Linked DNA regions of Homo sapiens: region 2 is linked to region 1. A link is a contact called in ENCODE Hi-C or POLR2A ChIA-PET data. All regions are on one chromosome and are shown on one strand. Each heading gives the region's core, a stretch centred on a gene start or an enhancer-like site at or near the end of the contact. The rest is flanking DNA. Distances are from core to core; before and after follow the strand shown.

What was found. Hi-C counts contacts between places; a loop is a spot of excess contacts on that map. ChIA-PET counts read pairs that join two places held with the same protein, here RNA polymerase II (POLR2A). Pooled maps may share reads with other maps.
Region 2: a map of Caco-2 shows a loop between it and region 1 (20-fold over the local background). The contact joins two enhancer-like sites. A Hi-C loop is called at or near these places in 2 of 168 maps with a recorded cell type or tissue (Caco-2 and left cardiac atrium) and 4 of 50 pooled maps. POLR2A ChIA-PET finds 5 or more read pairs at or near these places in 1 of 52 experiments (activated CD4-positive, alpha-beta T cell).

The regions. Positions count from the first base shown.
Region 1 is chr12:3,340,749-3,344,403 of GRCh38, forward strand. All of the region lies in intron 1 of LOC100128253 (a long non-coding RNA gene), which reads right to left. Among named protein-coding and RNA genes, the nearest start is that of LINC02417, 26 kb to the right of the region's middle. Within about 2 kb of position 1,468, at least 2 of the 41 ENCODE cell types and tissues checked have a DNase peak (open chromatin) inside an H3K27ac peak, as active enhancers do.
Region 2 is chr12:3,644,460-3,648,117 of GRCh38, forward strand. CRACR2A (calcium release activated channel regulator 2A) reads right to left here. Exons shown (of 20, transcript NM_001144958.2): 12 at 136-181. Among named protein-coding and RNA genes, the nearest start is that of CRACR2A, 110 kb to the right of the region's middle. Within about 2 kb of position 2,157, at least 2 of the 41 ENCODE cell types and tissues checked have a DNase peak (open chromatin) inside an H3K27ac peak, as active enhancers do.

The DNA.
Region 1 (3,655 bases), core at 218-2,717:
GCTGATGTTGTGGCTGGAGCTGAAGCAGCTCTATTGAACCGTGAGCTGAAAACTATGGGTTGAAAAGGAGTAACAATTAGTTCAAAGATTCTGGGTCTCAGATGGTTTCAGAGCTGCCGTTCATCCCTGAGCTGCTTACCTCCAGACTTAGTTTACATTAGAGAACAACAAACTTGTAGCTTCTTTAAGCTACATGTTTGTGCCAGGGGCACTGCAGTGGGGGCAATAAGACCAGAGGCCCATGGCAGGCAGTGGTCGCCGAGCTCTTCTGACTGTACACCCCCTCAAATTTCTTATTTATAATTTTTATTCATGTACTATTGTCCATTTATATAGCAGGTATTCATCAAAACTTCATTTTGCAGTTTTGAAAGTTAAAAAATAATGAGGGATAGGGATTTCAGTAAGTTTTCCCTGTATCCCAGTATATTGTCTGTTGCCACCTTGGAGACCACTGGTGCAGAGTGTGCATGGAGTGGGTGAGAGCTGAAGGTTAGGTGGGGTCAGGTCAAGAGTGACCTTACATGTGAAGCTCGGGGACTTGAATTAATGTCCTGAAAGTGATGCTGACCCCAGGAAGGTGGTGCTTAAGTTCGAGAAAGAGATGGTGGAGGAATGGAGATAGGGGACAGACACCTGACTGGCGCAGAGGGAGGCCCCATCAGGCAGGCAGTGTGCTCCAGGAAGAGGCAGGAGAGGAAAGACCCCAGGAGTGGGCAGAGGAAGAAGCAGCCAGGTGGGAAGTTGAAACAGAGGCGGGGGTAGAAGGAGAACCAGGGGAGTGGGGGTCCAGGTAGCCAAGGAGGACAGGGTGGGCTGCAGTACTGCATGCTTGCTAAGAGGTCCAAGCAAGGGCTCACCTTTGTCCATGAAGGATACATGGGGATCATAGGGATGCACCATGAAGGGAGGGGAAACGGAGACCTGGAGGTGAATATTTTCAAATGAGAAGGCTGGGAGGGAAGCAGCTAGAAGGTCAGGGAAAGGAAGTGCTTTTGTGTGATGAGGGAGGGCGGCTCGGGCATGCCTAGTGCACTGGGAAAGGCTCCAAAGCCTGCTTAACTCTGCTGCCTCCGGGGAAGGGGACAGGGCTGAAGGAAGGTGAGTGGAAGAGCTCCAGCCACCACTTCCAGCCCTCCTCCTGACTGTCCCAGTGGATTCCCCTCTCTGGGACCTCATTGTACCCCAATTTCCTTTTCCCTGGAGAGTGATATATCAGGGGAGGTAGGTGGGGGAACATGGCAATGGCTGCAGCTGCCCCTGGAGAGGAGAAAAGCAAACATAAGCCACTTGATGTGAGCTTATCTGCCAGCGAATGGAGGGGCCAGGGCTTTGGATAATCCCCCAAATCATTTTTCATTGAGCTTTGAGTGTCTTATGATTGCTGGGAAGCCGACTGGCCTTCCTAAGTGGGTGTTATTTCTGTTCATAGCAGTTGGGAGCTGGGCTTGGGAACCAATTGAAGGAAGTGTTCCTGAGGGGCACCAGCTAGACAGCAGGGGGCAGGCAAGGCAGAGACTCCCACTACGGGTGTAACCAATGCTGGATGCAGAATCACGGACAAGCCTCTGAAGACAAAGGAGAGGGACCGTACCTCCCAGATCCCTGGCCTCGCGACGCTGATCTCTTCCTTGGCCTCTAAAAGGCACATCTGTGTCCTCCCTTTGGCCCTTTGTTCAGGCTGTGGCCTGAATCTGAAACCCCTGCTACTCTGTCCCAATGCTCCAGGGCTCAGGGGGACTCTACCCCTCCCTGAAGGTGGCTATTTCCACCTTCCCAGACCCCCAGGGCAAAGCCCAGCATCCACGGACTGCAGCAGTTGGCCTGGGTGCTTCTCAGCATCTTATTTAACAGACTGACTGATTTGGTTACCTTCCCGAGCTTGTGGACTGAGATGGGGACAGCGGTGCCACACAGTGGGGTCCAGACCCTCTTTCTGGCTCTGCCCTTTACTTGCTGCCTGTGCTTGGCGAGGCAAGCTACTTCCCTCCCTGAGTGTTTGGTTTCCCACCTGCAGGGAAAAGCAGCGGCTCTCCTGCTTAGGTCTTAGAATTACCTGGGGGACTCGTTAAAGTGAAGATCTCAGGGCCCACCCCCAGAGTTTCTGATTCATTAGGTTTAGTGTGAGACCCTGAAGGATTTGCTCCCAGGCAGGGTGACTGATAATCCCCATTTGCCCGGGACAGAGGGATTTCTTGGGATACAGGAGTGCTGTTCAGGGTTAAACCTGGGCAATCCTGGGAAACCAGGATGGCTAGTCACTGCTCCCAGGTGCTGCTGGTCTTGGGACCACACTTTGCATCAATGTTCTCTAAGGTCCCTTCCAACTCTGAAAGTCCCTGTGCCTGCAGTATAAGTACCCTTCACCTCTGAAACAGGCATAACTGGGTGGGACATGAGGGTGGGCCCGTCCTCTCATGCAAATTCACATTTAGGACACAGTTCCTGTTGAAATGATAAAGATCTCCCAGATTGCCCGGCAATGAGCCTCAAGGTGCCTTCCCCCCAGGAAGAGGTTCTGACTGTAGCACAAAGGTGGGATTCAGGGGCAGCCAGCAGGTGCGGGGGCGGTGAATGTCATTGTCAGGATCCATGCCATAGGACATCTCAGAAAGGCAACCACAGATGCCTTGAAGGTGAACTGATGCATTTTGGGGACTTTCATCAGGGCTGGATGTGTAATGGCATGGCTGTGAGACTTGAGGATCATTGTCCTCCTACTGCATCCCCCCGCTCTCCCAAGCAGATGAGGCTCAAAGCACAGAGATGCAGGATGTGTAGGAAGAGCCCAGCTGGCTGGCCAGATGTGCTGGGAGTCCTGGTGAGCAGGGCAGGCTCCAGCCGGGGCCAGTGCCCAGGAGCACAGGGTACCACAGGTGTTGGCTGGTGGGCAAGACCAAGTCCTTTAATAGTGATGGGGAGCAAGGGGTGGGAGCTGGCTGTATAGATCATACATAAACACATGGCGTTTTGAGGCCCTGGGTGAGCTGCATCCTTCACTCCCTCAACAAACATGTATTGAGTGCCTGCTATGTGCTATGTGCTGGTACTTGGAACAACTGGACTTGCTCCTTCAGGAGGTCACAGCAGTCGTGAGGGTGGGGCACATGCATGCAAACAACTTCCAGACACTGGAGAGCACTTTCAGAGATGCTGGCCCGTCCTGATGGGAGCGCAGAGGGACAGGCATTGATTCTGCCAGACGAGGGTGGTGGGGGTGGATGGCAAAAGAAAGGGGCATTTAATTTGGTCCTTAAAAACAGGCAGGGTTTCTGCGGGCAGAAAAGGAGGGAGGGCTGCCCAGGGAGAGGGGACAGTGTGAGCAAAGGCCTGGCGGCATGGCTGGGCAGGGTGGGCCGGCGGGGGCAGGAAGGGCTGGGAAGCCATGTCTGGGCCTGGAACAAACTTGGCCTCACTAAGTTGTGACTTTCCGCTTTCCCCCACATTCTCTACTCCTGGGATCTCACCAACCTCTTATTCTTTGTCTGCTCCCATTAGCAAAAGCTGAGGTTGGGAGGGACCTGACTCTCCGTTCCCTAAGGGAAGAGCACCCCATACCAGGGGAGGGCTTTTGGGGCGCCTGATGTTTCTGAAAACAAACAAGCAAACAAACAAAACTGGCATATTTCACTTAACATAACGTCCTCCAGGTTCA
Region 2 (3,658 bases), core at 907-3,406, 300 kb after region 1:
ACGTTTTCATGCCGTCATCCTGCCAAATAGATCCCGAGTGTCAGGACATTGCTGGGCCAGTCTCGACATGGATCTGGCTGTCCAGTGGACCACAGCCCTTGGTCCCCCACAGGTAAGGGAGAACTGGCCAATTACCTGAAAACATATGTCCCGTTCATCCCGAAGGTGCTTGTTCCTTTCCCTGTGGATGGTAAAGGGGAATCTATTCAAACATGGAGTTTGCAGTTGACAGATCCAACGGCAGCCAATTTGCTATTCAGATGGGTGCAGGGGAAGGTGTGGTATGGAAGACAGGGGAGTCTGTGGAATCTCCTTCCATAGGGATGTGATTAATGGTAGAGGATAGTTTTTGTGTACAGATAGGTACACACAGATGTGGGGGATAGACTGAATGCCCTTGAGACACCCGTGGCCCATCAGGATTATGCATGGCCTCTCTTATTATTAGGGGCACTGCCTACAGAGGGGACCTCAGCATTCCAGCTCCACCTGGGAGCTTCCTGTTGGGCTCCCTCTTTCTTTCTCTCTGTGCACCATTCATTCATTCATTCACTCATGCATGCATGCACGCATTCACTCAAATGTCTCCTGAGCACCCACTGCATGTCAGGCACTCTTCTAGCCATCAAGGTCACACCAATGACCAAAACAAAAAGTTCCTGCCTCACAGAACTTGTATTTTAGTGGAGGTATAACTGTTATTGAGAAAATAAAGCAGGAAAGTGGAGTAAAAGAAGCCAGAGTGTGGAGTAGTATTTCAACTACAGTGGTCAGTGACGCCCTCACTAATAAGACAGCATTTGCATAGAGCCTTGAAGGAGCGGGAGAAGCATTCCAGGCAGAGGAGAGGCTAGGGCAAAGCCTTGTGCTGGGATACACCTAGTGTGAGCAAGAAATAGGAGGAAGTAGAGTGCCCAAAGGGAGAGTAGTTAGGAGATGAAGCGAGAGAAAAAGTGGATGGTGGTCAGGACCTGTCTCTTCACAGCCCTGTGGGACACTGTACGAACTTTGATTTTTACTCCAAATGAGATATGAAGCCAAGGGGCTGGGGGTGGTGGGGGTGAAGCAGATGGCAAAGAAGTGTCAAGATCTGGCTTCAGTTTTCAAAGGATCCCTCTGGATGGGTGCTAAGAACAGATTGCTGGGGGCAAGCGTGGGGTCCTGACACTTGACGAATATTTTTAGCAACATGGAGGTCATTGGCAACCTGGGTAAGAACCGTTTTTTTGGAACAGCACGGGGAAAAGGCCTGATTGGTGGGTTGAGAATGTGAAGAAAAGGAGTGGAGACAGTGAATGTGAACAACTCTTCTGAAAGTTTTGTTGTAAAGGGGTTGAAGAAATGGCAAAGCAAGTAGCTGGGTGGGGAAGTGAGGACAAGAGTTGTTAGACAAGAAACATTAGAGTACATTTGTAGGTATCTTCAAAAGAGATAAAACTGACAATGGAGGAGAGAAAGAACAAATGCTGGACTAGTCCTTGAGGAGCCAGGAAGGGACAGGCTCTAATTCTAGAGTGTGAGTTGGGCACGGGGGTAGGGGGTGGCCTCTGTGACGAGTATGGGGAGTACATCCACCGTAACAGAGAAGAAGGCAGAGACATGGGCATGGGAGGAAGCTCTTATTGCATGGTTCCAGCTGTGAAACAGGAGCAAGCGTGAGGATGGAAAAGGAGGAGTCTTTTTTCCAGGACTTAAAGTAGGAGCAGTTGGGAAAGTGAGTTGACTGGGTCGCAGCGCGACTGCAGAATGCACTTGGGGATCACAGTGGAGAATTTCATCCGTTAACACAAGAGGTGGAGAGGGCAGGCCAGATGACCTCAACGTGCTTAGCAGTTTTGTGATTCTATGACTCTTCTGGCCAGTGGCCTCTGAACAAACCCACACTTTTGAAGGGCAAGGGAGGGCACAGCCATGGTTAGGCCCTGATCATCATAATGCAGCCATTTATGGAGCACTTATTGTGGGCCAGGCGCTCCGCTAAGTGTGTTGTAAACTATAGAAAGAGATTTTAGGTGGGGCCTGAGGTGTCACCACCTGGGCAACTGACTTCCAATTCCACCAGTCTTGCAGAAAACATTAGGAATGTGCCAGGGTTGTTTTCAGTTACCTGCATGAGGTGAGCAGGCAGGCACACAGCCAGGGCCTTCAGAATAAGTCAGGAGGGACATGGAGGTTATTTCACAAGTCCTGAGAATGGCAAAGTGAGCTGCTCATGCCAGAGGGATCCTCGCTCCGCGCGGAGCTGTGAGTTAGCACCCTTGCACATGAGCAAGGACCTTGGGAGACCTGGAAAGTCCCACCGTTTTTTGGAAAGCAGGCTGCATTGTTTCCTGCTTTGTGGCTTCCTGCTTTATGGGGATGTAGCCATCCCCATACAGAAGCCTCAGTATTTAAAGAAACATATCTGCTTTTGTTTGCATCGCTGCTCTACTGTGATTCCTACTCACATGTATCATCTAATTCTCAAAAGAAGCCTGTCAGCTAGGCATGGGAAAATTAAGACTCGGGTTGGTTAAGTCAACTGCCCAAGGTCACACAAGCTAATGAGAGGAAGTGCTGGGTTTTGAATCAGATCCAGCTTCAAAGTGCATGTTCCTAATCAAGTGCCCTGAAATTGCTTGCGTTTGTACCCAATGTCCTTCGGATGGCAGCCCTTCTCACCCCGTCACACCCCAGCTGTTGTCCTGATTCCACCACCGTCCCACCCCTACCCTCCCCTGACATTCCCGCTGTCCCCCACCCCCACCTCAGCATTATCTCTCCCTTGATTCCTGGTGGTTTCACTGTGAAGGGGAGATCTGCCATAAGGCCTTCCCTCCACCTCTCAGCTTTCATTAGCCATTGGGGCTTAAGCTTGGTAACCCTGGATCGATGGCACAGAAAGGCCTCAGGCCTTTTGTGATTCTGCACAAATGCTAGCCTCCATTAAAAAGACCCATAAGTATTTGTAGAGAGCTGCCTTGTCATTCTCCCCTGCTCATTCTCTTTGAATCTACCCTTTCATTTTTTTCTAAATGCAATAGAAAAAAAAGACCCCAAACTTGTCCTTATACGTTTTGTTCTCTTCCTTTTACTAAAGTCTTCCTAAGAATCAAGACCTTCGCGCAAATGGATTATAGCCTGGTCACCTAAGAACCCCTTTACATGTTCCCTGGCTCTGGAGGCTGAATCATGTACTGAGCACAATCAATCTGAAACGCATTCAGGTTAAAGCACTTTTCCATTTGGTAGCATCATAGATGCCAGACACAGTGAGCTTCCCTTGCTTTCACAAAAACAAAAACCTTCATAACATAACTAGGAAGTGATTCAAAACCACTTGCACTTCAAAAATCAGAACCCAAAGTCCTTCTGTTTCCTCACCATTCCCCAAGAGGTGCTCAGCAGGCAGTGACTTAGAAACTTCATGGGCAACATCAAAAATTCCATCTTTCCCCACACGGGTTTGTCTTTCTGAGGAGGGGAGGGTGGTGCACATTCCAGACCAGTAAACTTTGAGTTTATTGCTGGGGGTCTTTGAAGGCTGAGAAAGCTTTTTCTTGGTGCTCTGTTTGTGATTCATTTACTCATTCAACAAACATGAACAGAACACAGCCGAGTTACGGATTTCCATTCTGGCCCCATCAGAGAGTAGCTGTGTCGCCTGTGGTAAATTACT